Regions from separate parts of the Homo sapiens genome. Here region 2 is linked to region 1. The links are chromatin contacts, found by Hi-C or POLR2A ChIA-PET in ENCODE. All regions are on one chromosome and are shown on one strand. The core of a region is the stretch at or near the end of the contact, and the rest is flanking DNA. Distances in the headings are between cores, read along the strand shown. Region 1 overlaps DENND5A (DENN domain containing 5A). Region 2 holds the start of SCUBE2 (signal peptide, CUB domain and EGF like domain containing 2).

Evidence for each region. Hi-C counts contacts between places; a loop is a spot of excess contacts on that map. ChIA-PET counts read pairs that join two places held with the same protein, here RNA polymerase II (POLR2A). Pooled maps may share reads with other maps.
Region 2: a map of endothelial cell of umbilical vein shows a loop between it and region 1 (4-fold over the local background). The contact joins the promoter of SCUBE2 here to the enhancer-like site in region 1. A Hi-C loop is called at or near these places in 6 of 168 maps with a recorded cell type or tissue (GM12878, K562, endothelial cell of umbilical vein and 3 more), 3 of 37 single-sample maps with no recorded cell type and 10 of 50 pooled maps. POLR2A ChIA-PET finds 5 or more read pairs at or near these places in 2 of 52 experiments (BJ and WTC11).

What each region holds. Positions count from the first base shown.
Region 1 is chr11:9,133,710-9,141,127 of GRCh38, forward strand. It overlaps DENND5A (DENN domain containing 5A), which reads right to left. Exons shown (of 23, transcript NM_015213.4): 23 at 5,116-6,145. The coding sequence ends at 5,962. Among named protein-coding and RNA genes, the nearest start is that of SCUBE2, 46 kb to the left of the region's middle. RefSeq lists enhancers at 4,310-4,499, 5,313-5,607. Within about 2 kb of position 3,767, at least 15 of the 41 ENCODE cell types and tissues checked have a DNase peak (open chromatin) inside an H3K27ac peak, as active enhancers do.
Region 2 is chr11:9,087,231-9,094,852 of GRCh38, forward strand. SCUBE2 (signal peptide, CUB domain and EGF like domain containing 2) reads right to left here and starts at 4,369. Exons shown (of 23, transcript NM_001367977.2): 1 at 4,166-4,369; 2 at 2,477-2,599. The coding sequence starts at 4,298. It overlaps MIR5691 (microRNA 5691), which reads right to left and starts at 3,149; the gene lies at 3,082-3,149. It also overlaps the pseudogene KRT8P41.

The DNA.
Region 1 (7,418 bases), core at 2,517-5,016:
TATCTCTTGGTACTCCCTTGTCCAGTTGTAACTCTAAGTGGACATTTGCAGCAACCCTGGTCAAGAAGAGTATGATGACCAAGGGCTTGGACCTCTCAGGAATGAAGGTTGGGGTTATACCACTAAGCAAGCCAAGCCCCACTGAAGTGATAGCTGAAGGTGATGGGAACTTAGGATAGCGCAGAAGGGAGAAGGTAAGTACCAACCATGGCCCCAAGACTAACTTCATCAATGGTGATTGTAATTTGTTCCCCAAAGCTCCCTCTTCTAGGTTTCCCGTCGGGAAACCATGGAAAGAAACATGGGTGCATTGTGGAAAAGAGGATCTGTGCAGTATAAGGGGCAGACTGTGCAGGTTGTGGAGCTGCATCACTCAAGTCTCCTTCAAGAAAACCTGACAAAGTGCCCAGAGGAGTCATAATTAATGGCAGCCCCCAGCTGCTTCCCCTGTGAATGCAGAAGCCACACTTCCTCTAGGCTCTGCTTCTAGACAACAACTGAGCACAACAGGATTACTGGTGTGCCCAGTCTTGCCCAAAGTGGACTCCTCTCATGAGCAGCTTTTTGCCAGGGACTCCCCATCAACTTCACTGAGATTCTTCTCAGAGCTGGTCTATGGTCTAAGACTTCCTTCCCAGTCCTTCCTCCCTCTGTCCTCTCCCAGGGGTCAGCCTGGCCCCTGGATCTAAAGCCTCTCCCTGCCTACTCTTGCTCCCTTGCTCTTTAGCCCTCACAGGTGTTTCCTTTGTCTTGGCATCTGCTTCTCAAAAAAACCCAAGTTGACAGAAATAATATATGATCTCTCAAAGATAGAGTACCTCTACTAAAACATAGGGGCTAGCCGGGCAAGGTGGCTCACGCCTGTAATCTCAACACTTTGGGAGGCCAAGGCGGGTGGATCACGAGGTCAGGAGATTGAGACTATCCTGGTAACATGGTGAAACCCTGTCTCTACTAAAAATACAAAAAATTAGCCGGGAGTAGTGGCACGCACCTGTAGTCCCAGCTACTCAAGAGGCTGAGGCAGGAGAATTGTTTGAACCTGGGAGGTGGAGGTTGCAGCGAGCCACAGATAAATACATAAAAATAAAACATAAGGGCTTGGCCGGGTGCAGTGGCTAACGCCTGTAGTCCCAACACTTTGGGAGACTGAGGTGGGCAGATTGCTTGAGCCCAAGAGTTCAAGACCAGCCTGGGCAACATGGCAAAACCCCGTCTCTACAAAAAATACAAAAATTAGCTGTGCATGGTGGTGTGCACCTGTAGTCTCAGCTACTCAGGCTGAGGTGGGAGGATTGCTTGAGCCTGGGAAGTTGAGGCTGCAGTGAGCCAAGATTGTGCCACTGCACTCCAGCCTGGGTGACAGAGTGAGACCCTGTCTCAAAGAAAAGGGTGGGGCAGCGGGGTGGGCCAGGCTTGAGGGGGAAGGATGGGAATAACATACCAAAAAAAGTTTAACTGTTTTCCATGATCATAATTGGTAGTAGAAGCATTAGTATTGTTATTCTGAGATGGCTGTGTTTATAATGTGGGATAAAGCAAATGGTTAATTAGGGGATCTTCTTATTCTACCAATTTCTCTGCCCTTCAAACCTAGGGTTCTCATTATGGAAAAAAGAGATACAGATGTAATATATAAGAAGTTAAGCCAGGCATGGTGGCTCATGCCTGTAATCCCAACACTTTGGGAAGCCAGGCAGGAGGACTGCTTGAGCCCAGGAGTTCAAGACCAGCCTGGGCAATGTAGTGAGACCCTGTCTCCACAAAAAATTTAAAAATTAGTTGGTTGTGGTGGTGCACACCTGTAGTCCCAGCTACTCAGGAGGCTGAGGCAGGATCACTTGAGCCTGGGAAGTCAAGGCTGTGTGAGCCATGATCGTGCCACTGTGCTTCAGCCTGGCCAACAGAGTGAGACCCTATCTCCAAAAAAAAAAAAAAAAAGTAAAAGTATGTTATAGTTTGGTTTGATCCCTCCAAATCTCATAGTCAGTTTCGCCACGCTGACCAGGCTGGTCTTGAAGTCCTGACCTCAAGTGATCCATCCACCTCGTCCTCCCAAAGTGCTGAGAATACAGGTGTGAGCCACTGAGCCCAGCCTCCTTCGTCTCTCTCACCCCTCTCTTGCTATGTGATTCTGCACACCCTTCCTCTTCCACCATGTGTGGAAGCAGCTTGAGACCCTCACTAGATGCAGGTACCAGCATCATGCTTCCTGTAAAGCCTGCAGAACGATGAGCCAACTAAGCCTCTTTTCTTTAAGAATTACCCAGCCTCAGGTATTCCTTTGTAGCCGCATTAAATGGACAAAGGCACCCTATAATCCTGAATTGGAATCAGAAAGAACACTGTAAAATCATGGGGTACCATAGATGCATGTGTGTATACACACTCATGTATACATACATATTTATATATGCATTTAACATATATAATTCCAAGACCTTCACTATCTTTAAAAATACATATTTACTATATATGTTTCTAGATGTCTATATTAAATGTATAAAAATGTTATATTTAAATATAATCAAAGCTCTGTCTACTGAATAGGCCTAGAACCAATGATCTACCAGTAACAATGAGAATTTCTAGTGTCCAATTATGGTCTTGCAATACCATTTCCCACTTAAGGAAACCAGGGCTTTTTGGAGAAATGACTGATTCCAAGTCTAGGACAGAAAATGAATAAAGTGAGCCTAGAACATCTTGCAATACCAGAAAACAAAGCAGATATCAAAGACAACTAGAGTTGTGTCAGAACAACTCAGGAACCAACTTAAAGAGGCTCCCAAAGGCCAAAGGCAGGACAATAAAGATAATAATTGCAATGAGATGAAGCCTATCAAATACATCTAAACTCATGAGTTCATAATATTGTTTAAAAAATAGTCACCTTCTGAGGATAACAAAGAACCAGTTCATATCTTAAAAGTTGGGTAAATAAAAGGAAAGAATTAAGCACTTATCTGCCTTTCCCACACAAACTCTACTGGGAAATCAAACAGTAGATGAGAGACAATGTCTCCTTATAAAATTATTCCATCTAATAAATGAAGAGAAAATGATAGATTAGAATATCCCCATGCTGCAATCCCCAGTGAATTACTTGCTGGATGTAGGCATTGAGCATCAGTGGCTGCTAACATAACAAAAGTGAAAAACAGATGTTACGTGCTTCTTGCTAAATGAGCACACCACTACCTAGAGTCTTATCAAAGGGATCAACCTGAGGCAAATTGTCTAGATCTAGCTGCTGATCTGCAGGAAATGCTGAGGATAAAGGAGTATATTGAACTGCACCACGGGCATGAAATGAGCAAAAACCCAGGCTGTGAAAATCTACAGATCAAATGGCTTAAAATCTTCAACAATTTGTAAGAAAAGGAAAGGGATGGAGGGGACCCTTTAGATTAAAAGAGACTTAAAAGATGTATCAAGTTTTTTTAAAAGGACAGTAAGACTATAGCATGTAGGGATGCACATCTGGGTGACAAAACAATAAAGAAACTCAACGAAATTATTACTTATAAAAGTTAAGATGGAAGAAGGGAGGTGCTGGGACTGTGATGGGGAAGGGGGAACATGGAGGACCCTGGGGGGCTGGCAAAGTTCTATTCTTGACCTGAGTGGTGATTATAAGGGTGCTTGCTTTATAGTAATTCCCTGAGTTCCTTTGCTTGCTTGTTTATTTACCAGTCCCTGAAATCACAGCCTGGGAAGCCCTGAAGTAGAGCAGGTGCAGAAGCTGAGGCAGGCAGGGCTGCTTGCTGAGTGAACCAAACACACCTGATTTACCCAGGACCACTGGAGAGGCCTGGCTGGGCCCTACACGGAAGAACGCAGTTGACTCAAATGTCCTTGAAATCTTGAGCTACTAAACAGGTCTGTTCTCTTATATCACACATCATTCCAAAACAGATTTGCAGAAGATTACAAAACAAAACACAGTAGAAAGTGAGTAGGATCAGCTGTTACAAAGAGCAAGGAAATAGTTGGTCCCAGCACCTGCCTTAAGGTAAGCTCAGGCCTAGGCCCACAATATAAACACATACAGCTGAGTTCCATGCTGCCCTTCTTGCCCAGCCAAGAATCCCACTTCCTGCTCCAGAGGTACTGCCTACCTTCCTTCCCCTTTCCTCGGCCTTCTCCGAGAGAACTAAAGCTCTGTCCGTGGGCTCCAGGCAGACGGCTGCAGTGTGGCCTCTCACCCCCTCTGCAGGCAGGACGCTGCGCTGCAGCTCTCTGGGCCCTCTCCTCATCTCTTCAGAAGCATTTACCACCTGCCAGGCCCAGGGGATGGAGACAGGCAAGAGATCCCCCTTTTCCCTCTGGGAGCTCACGGTGCAAGGGCTGAGCCTGACACGAAAGCAGGCAATGACAATCCAGAGAGGAGATGCCAGCATCTAAGAAAATGAAGGAGCACAAGGATGGAATGATTAACTGCCTAGGGAGATTGGGGACACTTCACAGCAGGTGACTGCTAAAGTAAACCCTGTACAACAAACACAAAGTGGGTGAAGGGGAGGCATTCCAGGCAAAGGGAAAATGCATGCAAACCAGGAAAGCATAAAAGAGGGCACTGATTGGTCTGAGGTGCCTGACTTGATCACGTTACACTTCTTCTGGAGCTTCCTGCCAAAGCAGCCTGAAGAATAAAAATGAACGAAGCTGGACCTCTCATAAAGGTCTCCCACCTGCCATCCCCAGGAAAGCAAACCTTTCTTTCAAGAGCTTCCCCCGACCCCCAGCTTCCCACACCTGGTCTCCCTTACCCTCTCAAGAAAGGGCCCATCCTGTCTCAGTCAAGTGACAACCTCTGCACCCCTGGCCGGGTCTTTTCCCTCCTGTGTCTCAGTCTCCTCCTCTGTGGAGTGGGGAAAGAACCCTGTCTGCATCCATGTGAATCAGCCACATAACAGCTAGGAAGGCTCCTAGCACTGCGGGCAGAAGGACCCAGGAGACCCCAGGCCCTCAGGGGCATCCTGGGCAGGCCACAACCCCGAGCCTGCTGGTAAAGAGAGGTGATGCCACAAGACCATCCTCACAGATGGACCCAACTGCACCCGCAGCCACCCACTGCTCATAAACCTCCATAAAAATCAGTGATCCATGCAGTTTTTGTTTCAGGTGTTTTATTAAGTGGGCCATACTGTAGCTGGTTTCTAAGTTGCAAAACATAAATTTAATAATAATAACATAGCCAGTTAGATTGTGACAAGCTTTTCCTTTCCTTAAAAAAAGAAAATACTTAAAAACACACAATGGCGGGTTAAATAAATAAAACATTTTAAAAAAGAAAAAAGAAAAGAAAAACCTGTTAAAACATGCTTATGTTTACTTCTGTGAAACTGTGCCAACAGGAAATGTGGTATTTGGCACGATGACACATCCCGGCATGTCTCCTTCCCAAACAATACTGACAAAAAAGAAAATACGTGGGACTGACTCATCGGTGCTTGCTTAGAGGCACTACTAAAAATCCCTTTGATTGGAGCATGGGGCTTCCCGCGCAGCACACCTGTGTGTGGCCTATGAAAGCCAAATATCCATAATAATGTTAATATAGAAAAACATTAGTTTAAAAATGATGTGGAAGGGCCTCATTAATGCGACGGGGCAAGGAAACATAACTGTCCCGCACGCAGTGCCACAGGCTCAGTCCAGGGAGGCCTCAGGCTTCCAGCATGTGGCCACGGCGAGGGAGGGCACCAGCTTCAAAATAAGCGGCACCAGCCTCGCTCCCTCTCCCTATCACTCTTTCACATGAAAGTGTGTAAAAAGCAAATCAGCAAATAAACTCTAAAATAGATTATTTATTCCAAAAATCCTCTAGTTTTCTTTTTACAGTGAGTGTACATTTTGTCTCCTACTCCTGCACAATCGCTTAAGTCCCTTTGGGAAAAAAGGTCAGAGCTGCAGGGTGAGTCTTTCTCAGTCCTGCTGCTGGCTGGTGCTGGGAGGTCAGATGTCGATGCCCTTGACAAGGGACGTCTCCAGCGTGATGTTGAACTCCTGCAATGTCTGCAGCACACGAATCAAGGAATTGACAAGTGTATGGTCTTTGATCAGTGCCACATCCTCATACATGTGTGCAGTGATGGGGCAGTCAGCCAGCAGGGCAATCCAGTGGTGTAGGAGGTGATCTCTGGCAGAGCGGGAGCAGTCCAGGCAGGTCAGAGGGGCAAAGGAAAAGGAAGAGAGAGCGTTAGTGCAAGGCCAAGGGGGAAACCATGAACTAAGTCTGAAGCTGGAGAAGCTGACAGCCCCCCACACCCCCCTTTCCCAAACAGGGACTGGCAAAGAGGTCTTTCAGCTCCAGGACACCAAACAAACCTGACCCAAATCAGCCCTGTCATGAGCCTCCAAGCCTCCTCCTCCCCTGCCTCCCTCGCCCTGCCTAGTCAGCCCCACCACTGGTGTCTCCCAGAGCTTCTCTCCTCCCACAGCTACCACCACCAGGAATAATAATAAGCACTAACCTCACATAACACTCAGCATGTGCTGGCACTGACATAAGAGATTTAATCTTCATGATAACCCTGTGATATGAGGTAGGTACTATTATTATCCCCACTTTATAGATGAAGAAAGTAGGGTAGATGGAAGTTAAGTAGCTTGTCCAAGATCACATGGCTAGTAAATGGATAACTTGAGATCTGAACCTAGTGAATGCGGTTCTGGAGTCTGTTTTTAACCACTATGCCAATTCTCTCCCTTTATGCAGCCTGAATAAACTGCCTTAAGTTTATTTGAGCTTCATGCTCTCTCACCTGACCTACAGGAATAGCCCCTAATAATCATGTCCACTCTAATGCATACCACCCATAATATCAGATTAATATTACTTCAGTCCCCTGATGAAACAACTTTGTACTAATATGAAAAGAATCTTTCTCTGTCCCAGCTCAGGGGCCCTACCCTCCTTTCAACTGTGTTTCCTATTACTGCCCTTGCCACGTTCTGTTATTTCCTTCCATTAAAGGCTCACTTAAATACCAACTCCTCCCTGAAGTCTTCTCTGATCTTTCTCCTCTACCTTTTCAGCATATTGTATGAATGTACACTTCATTTTTGGACCCTCAAAACCTTCTTCCATGCTCTGTATTTAATTAGGACAAGTAAGCTTCTAAATGTTGGCCAGGCATGGTGGCTCACGCCTGTAATTTCAGCACTTTGGGAGGCCAAGGAAGGCAGATCACCTGAGGTCAGGAGTTCAAGACCAGCCTGACCAACATGGAGAAACCCCGTCTCTACTAACAATACAAAACTAGCCAGGCGTGATGGCGCATGCCTGTAATCCCAGCTACTCGGGAGGCTGAGGCAGGAGACTCACTTGAACCCAGGAGGCGGAGGTTGTGGTGAGCCGAGATCACACCATTGCACTCCAGCCTGGGCAACAAGAGCGAAACTCCATCTCA
Region 2 (7,622 bases), core at 3,119-5,618, 46 kb before region 1:
AAACTCTTGCCAATTGTCATTTAACATCATTTACTAAAAGTGTACTTTATCTAAATAAAGTCAGTGGAATGGTTTTGTGCCACCAGAGAGCACACAGCAACTGGAGGACGTGAGTTATCCACATAGTAAAGAAGTGAACATTTGTTTCCAAAGCAGGGTACCAACATGTGTGAATTCCAGTACAGCAAATAGAATATTTAATACCGAAAGTGTGTGGTATGGAGGAATCAGCAGATAAATGTTCTGGGGAGAGATAGCCTTTTGGCCTCCCATGACATGGCAGGGGGAGGGGGGAAGAGAGAGAGAAAGAGAGAGAGAGCGTGAGCTACTTCATGGATGGATCACCAACCCCACTTGCTATGCACCTGACCAGGACCACACCTTCTCCAATGGGAGCGGTGGGAGCCTCACTCCTCATGCACAAAGGGGAGCTCCCTGAATGATATCCCAAGGGGTGTCACCAGATCCAAACTTGCCCGTCATAATCCCATCTGTTATTCATATTTGCTGTCTATATTTTCTTTTGGTCTTCCCTTCCTTTGTAACAAAGTTCATTGTAAAGATCCCATTTCTTGTCTCAGCTATGCTAAGACAAGGAGATGGGTGGATAGGGAGGATCAGGTCATTGCTACAACACTGCAAAAGCATCTGACAGTCACTTACCTACTTGGTCATCTGTATATTCTGTATCTAGATATTTCATTTGTGGGTTTGTCTGTTTGTTGGAAAAGACTTTGTGTCAAGGTGCTAGTAGACTGAGCCCATCTTACACAATCACTTATTCAAAAATAAGGATGTCTATTCAGTGTCTACCATGTACCAGGCACTGCTGAGCATTATATACTGTTCCAATATTTAGAATCTTTATTACTCAGAGGCCACAGTATGAAACAGATTGGTTTGAAACATCAGGGTCTGGACACTAGGCCATTAAATGGCACCAGAATAGACACTCATTAAAAGTTTTCCTCCTCTGGGTGGGCATAGTGGCTCATGCCTGTAATCCCAACACTTCGGGAGGCCGAGGCCAGTGGATCACCTGAGGTCAGGAGTTTGAGACCAGCCTGGCCAACATGGTGAAACCCCGTCTGTCCTAAAAATACAAAAATTAGCTGGACATGGTGGCAGGCGCCTGTAATCCCAGCTACTTGGGAGGCTGAGGCAGGAGAATTGCTTGGTCTCACACTCCTGGCCGGGGATGAGGAGGCTTCAGTGAGCTGAGATCGCGCCATTGCACTCCAGCCTGGGTAACAAGAGCAAAGCTCTGTCTCAAAAAAGTTTTCCTCCTCATCTAAAGAAGTTAATATGTTTTTCGAAGTGGAAAGAGACTTGGAAGGACTTTCTTACTCATTGTGTAGCTTTAGATCCTGCAAGTATTCAGAAGATCAATTCCCATGGGAGTTAAGCCCAAGTTCTAAAGAGTTTAAAACCTCTCGAAGAGGAAGGGGCCACCAACATACTTGTCAAGGTTGGGTCCAGGAGCAAGGAGGGATACTCAGAGATGAGTTCAGTGCTCCTCATCTAATTTCTTCCTGCAAGGGATGACTATAGACAGTGGGATTTCTCACTCATCCAAAGAAGGACAGCAGCAGGCTGAGTAAATATGAGAAACGTGGGGTTGGGGACAGAGCTAGGGGTGGAGACCTGACTTTCTTTCACTTGCAGGCAACTTGTGTGATCATGGCCACAACTCCTCTGGCCCTCAGTGTCCCCATCTGTGAAATGAGTAATAGCATTGGCCCAGAGCTACCTGAATAGCCCAGTCAGCTCCAATGTGTCATGATTTCCATCTCCAGGAACAGCCTCGAGTGTCCAGTCTCTGGCCAGCTATGAACTTCACAGTTCATGACTCTAGTCCAGATTATAAAATGGCAGAGTCCAAACCACAGGTTCTCAGACCTGCAGCTCTATGGGCTAAAATGCCCCTCTGCACACATCTCTCCAGAGTGAACCTGTAACTCCAAACGAGGAAGGTCCTTGGTGTACTCTGAAGCTTGGCACGTCACAATGCCAAACATTGTGGCCAAAGCCATAAACAGGATGGAGCCTCCTGAGCTGGTAGGGGAGGGCAGGACTCTCTAGCACTCAGACTTCAGGGCAAAGGTACAAACCGCCCCAGGGAGGTGCAGGATCAGCCCTGCTCTGGCAGGCATGGCTCTCCTGATCAGCATGGATGTTTACTTTCTGCCCCAAAACTGAGTGGGACCCAAAGATACTAACACATCTCTTTTCTTTTCCAGAAGCTAGACAAAAGGACATTTCAGAGCCAGATAAAACTGTGTGAGCAGCTCTGGGGAAGACCTAATGTTTCCAGTCCAAGATCTGAAATATATTTCAGAGAGCAGGTGATGTGATTCAGGGGCTGGGGGAAAGGGAGAGGAGGGGCAGTACTTTTACCAACATAAGTGGCCACTGCAAGAGCTAAGGAGGTAGGAGCTTCCCTACAGTCCCCCCACATGGTCCCCAAGGCACTTACCCTCACACTGCCTGCCTTCCCCTTGGTAGCCAGGCTTGCAGGAGCACTTGTAGGAGGTGGGTGTGTTCTGACACAGGGCGTCGGCATGGCAGTCATCTAGCCCTTGGGCACACTCATCTACATCTGCAAAAGAGCACAGCTGACACCTGGTACAGGCTCCCAGGCCATGTGTGATCTGGCCTCGGCCCTGTCTGGCATCATCCTCACCAGCCCACCCCGCTTCACTCCTCACAAGCTACAGCTGCTTGGGATCCCTGGGATAAACCAAACTGTTTCTGGGTCCCTGTTTCCAGGAACAGCCCGGACACTCTACGTGAAATTACCCCCACCATCACCTACTGGCCTTCAGGACTTAGCTCAAATCCACCTCCTCCAGGAAGCCTGCCATGACCCCCATTGTAGCTGCCCTCACCAAGTGCTCGCATATGTATGGCTTTGCATGCACACATCAGGCAGGGTTGTCACTGTTTTCCTTCCTCTCTCTCCACTAGACAATGTCTTGACAACAGACTGCGTCTGTGTCCCTTATGCCAAGCCAGCGCAGTACCTGGCATGTGAGTAGGCAATAGTACCTACATGCCCGCTAAAGGAGGAAAGGACCAAACGGACAGACAAGCTCTGAACACCAAGCAGCTGTCTGTCAGCTTTCTCGGAGCTCAGAGCAAGCTTGTCCAACACAGCCCGTGGGCTACGTGCAGCCCAGGACAGTTTTGAATGCGGCCCAATGCAAATTCATAAACTTTCTTAAAACATTATGAGATTTTTTTTTTATTTATTTATTTATTTTTTTTTTTTGCTCATCAGCTGTCGTTTGTGTTGGTATATTTTATGTGTGGCCCAATTCTTCTTCTTCCACTGTGGCCCAGGTAAGCCAAAAGATTGCACCCCGCTGGTTTAGAGTATTTATGGGAAGTCTGCCCCGGGATCGGAGCAGATGTCATCCAGGGCTCTCAGATGCTGCGAAGCGGGGATGGTGTCCCCATGGCCGGCCCCCTGCACTCCCACCCCTGCCCATCCTCTCAACCTGGAAACCCGCCTTGGCAGAAGTATTTCCTGGGTTGACACTACTCCAGGATATTAATTAAAAACAAAAGCATTTTGAAAGTATTGCAAGTCCAGTAAGCACAGCACGTCCAGAGTCCTCTCTGGAAACCAAAGTTCTCTGCTGAAAACCTAGGCTTGTTGCTGCTTCAGGGTAATTCCCAGATCGGAACAGGCGCTGTTCCGCTGACAGAAAAGTCTCTGGAGCCCACCCCGAAGCCATCAGCAGAACTTGCCGGCCCCCAAAGAAAGAAACGGCAAAGCTGCCACCGCCTCGCGGATGTGCCCGGCCCGGCCCTCAGTTTCCCCGCCTACGCTGAGGCGCGGGACCCCAAGGCCAGGGTCCGCACCCTCCTGCCTGCTCGCCGGCGACGGTCTGACTAGCAGGCGCTCTGGAGGCATCCGGACCGGGGCGGGAACCGTCAGCAGCTCCGGGTCCGAGGCCGGGCCGAAGGACTCAGGGCCCCAGCGGTCGTGGCGCCTTGGCCCGGCCGGCGGGTGAGGTCCCGGGGGGAGCAGAGGCCCCCGCGGAGCTGCAGCCGCCAGCCCCGAGCCCCGCGCGCCCGGCTCTGGACTCCGCCGGGGACCTAAACACTCTTCCTGGCCCTGCCTGCTGTGCCAGGTGCGCCCCCGCGGCCGGACACTCACCCTCCTGCGGCCCCGCGGCACGGCCCCGACCCGGCGGGACGGCCCCCGCCAGCAGCAGCAGTGGCGGCAGCAGCAGCAGCAGCAGCAGCACCGCCCAGGCCGCCCCGGGACGGTTGCGGCCCGCGACCCCCATGGATGGCTCAGCGGTTGCGGGCAGAGGCGGCGGAGTGCGGGCGGTGGCGGCGGCGGCGCGGGGAGGTGTGCGCGGACGCCCTGCCCGCTGCCGCTGCCACCCCCGGCCCGGCCCCGCCCGCCCCCCGAGCCCCGGCCTCATTTTCACACGGTCCCTCCCGGGCCGGGGCGGGAAGCGCAGGCGGGAGCAGTGCCGCCCCGCCCGGCCTCCTCCCGTCCCCTCCCCGGCCTCGGGTGGAGGGGGCGCGGCCGCGGTGGCCCGAGCGCGGCTGTCAGCCTGGCGGGGCGGCAGCACCGTGCCTCGCGCCCCGCGCAGCCCTGGCACCCAGCCCGCTGCCCCCCGCATCCCCGCTCCGCTCCAACGCTCGGAGCCCTCGGTGCCGCGCCTGTTCCAGTGTGTTACAACTCGACCCAGGCCCTCATGTGAGGACAAACAGCCCTTCTAGATTGAAATATTCGGGGTCAGGGCGCCCAGAAAGTGTTCCGTATAGTCCCCAAACCCCAAAGCCATCTTGGGGCTTTCCACGTGGGAGGTGGGAGGTGGGAGTGGAAGGAATTGGGGGTGACTTCCAATTCGGGAAAACAGCTGTTTGAATGGAGAAGGTGACCCTGGCTTCTCTGCCCACCCCAGCACACCCTCTGCACCCTTCTCCACACTGCCCACCCCAGGCCCTCTGGGATCCTCCATCCCACAGCCCTGAGGGCACTGGTCCACTTGTCCCACTGTGGGGCACACTGGGCCTAGAATCCCTGCAAGCTACTTATGTATATCTCAGGGCAGCCTAAGGGGAAGGGGGCTAGAGGTCAAAGGTGAGCCACCAGAGACAACAGACAGCAGCCCCGACTTTGCCGGAGTACAGGTGGCATTTACGATCACCTGAACTCATAAACATCAGGTCTGGCTAGCTTCAAACACAGGCAGGGCCTAGCACCTAGCCTTCCATGAAAGACAGTCCTTGCAAGGGAACAGGTACACAGGGTCTTCCCATATCACACTTGACACGGATGGCTGGAGCCCAATACACCCACCATCACTCCAGGAACAAATATAGTAACAATTTCCGGACGCAACCAAACATCACACTTAGGGATAGTAATGTTCTTCACTGAGCTTCTCCGTATTTATTCAATTTTCTCCTGCGATTATATACATACACATATGTATATATGCAGGCACACGCACGCGCGCACACACACACACACCATTCCTTTGGAGATCAGAAAAAAAATAGATGTCACCAAAAAATCCCCACCTAGCTCATGCACAAAAACTCTTATGTCTTCTTGGGGCCTATCCACAGCCCAGAGCTCCCAGCCTCTGCACCCTCAGTACCCACTGTCTGCCACCCCAGCCCCCGAACATGCCCACGGGGGCCTGCCTCTTTGGGCTGTGGCTAGTGCAGCTGCTTGATGGAGCTATCTGAGAAAATAACTTTTCTGTAGTTGTTTTTCTTTTGACCCTTTCAGTGAAGGCAGGCAGGTTGCGTCCCTCTTTCTGTCTGCGCCTCCCTCCCACTCCCTTTTGTTTGGTGCTGAGAGAGACACTCAGCTATTTCTGGTCATAAGGGTGGTTTTTACACATTTGTAAATCTTCAGTTAGTGAAACGTTCTCTCCACCTTTGTCTTTGTGTCCTTAATGGTAGCCATAAATTACTGCCTTCTTTTCTCTCCACTGCATCAGGCTTCATTGCTTTTGAAATGATCAAAGTTATTTCTTTTAAAATCCAACTAGAAACTGCCCATTGTGTGGCACAGACCTCTTTAGCTCCAGTTAAAGCATATAAATACATAAAGCTGCCCATTAAACTCTAGGGGGAGCCTCCTGCAGCGCCCTTGTGCCTGGCAAAGAAATCACACATGTGCTATTCTTCCCCTTTACCTTTCCCTAACTTGATCTTTCAGTAAGGACATAAATTAATAATGACAAGAATCAGCGCCTTTTTGCCTAAGACTGTCAGCTTTTGTCATGTTTCCCAGAAAAGTCCACCACTGGCACAGATCTCAAAAAATGTTCTGTATCCTATTTTGTTTGCGCTGACATCCTTACAAACGTGCTTTCAGCTGTTGGCTCCCAGACTCCTGGGCAACCTTTTTGACACTTGAGATTAAAGTCAATATGGCTTACAACCGGGAATTTCCACAGGGGGAAGCTCCAGGGGAAAACTGTGTCCAAATGTCAGTGTTTTTGGTGTCAGGAGGAACTTGGTTGGCTCTACTCTGGCTGCAGGCTGCCCTCTATTCTGCAGCTGAGGTCCCCACAAACTTCTCAGAAAGGCCTCAGACACCGTCCCTGGACTGAGGCTAAAGCTCCCTCTTCCTCTCCCTGTCTCCTCTCCACAGGCTGAGAGGCCATGAACCAGGCCTCAGGGGTGCGAAGAGGCAGTCCAGCCAGCCCAGTCACACTGGTGTGGGCCTTTGAGGAGGCTGAAGAAAGCCTGGTAGTGGCCGGCCATGCGTGCCCCTGAACTACACATAAGCAGGTGCCACTCTGCACTCATGGGACACCATTCAGTGCCCACCTTTCTTGACTCCCCCCCCGCCCCCAGCAGCCTCTGACATGTGGACTACTTCTCCCTGGTGGAAACTCTCCTTACCCTTGGTTGTCATCGTGGCAAACTCCTGGTTTTCCTCCTACCTCTCAGGAAATGCCTTCTCCACCATCTTCTAGGAGTCCTCTTTCTATACCCTCTCTCTGGATGGTTCACTCATTCCCTTGATTCCATAATGTCAATCTCCAGCCTGGATTCATCCCCTTGGTTCAATCCCATGTATCCAGTTGCCTACTAGATACCACCTTGATCTTCCCTAGATCCCACCTTGATCTTCCCTAGATCCCTCTGATTGAACATGTTCAAAACGAAGCTCATGACCTAGAAGAAGCTTCTCTGCTTTCTCGAATCTCTGCCTGGTTCAGCCCACCCACCCCTCCACTACTGCCTCCACCATGTCCATCAGGGTGACCCAGAAGTCCTACAGGGTGTCCACCTCTGGCCCCTAGGCCTTAAGCAGCCGCTCCTACACAAGCGGGCCTGGTGCCCATATCAGCTCCTGGAGCTTCTCTCAAGTGGGCGGCAGCAGCAGCTTCCGGGGTGGCCTGGGCACCCGCATGGCTCTGGGTGGAGGCTATGGTGGGGCCAGTGGTATGGGGGGCATCACAGCCATCATGGTCAGCCAGAACCTGCTGAGCCCCCTTAAGCTGGAGGTGAACCCCAACATCCAGGCTGTGTGCGCCCAGGAGAAGGAGCAGATCAAGACCCTCTACAACAAGTTTGCCTCCTTCATCGAGAAGGTGCGGTCCCTGGAGCAGCAGAACAAGATGCTGGAG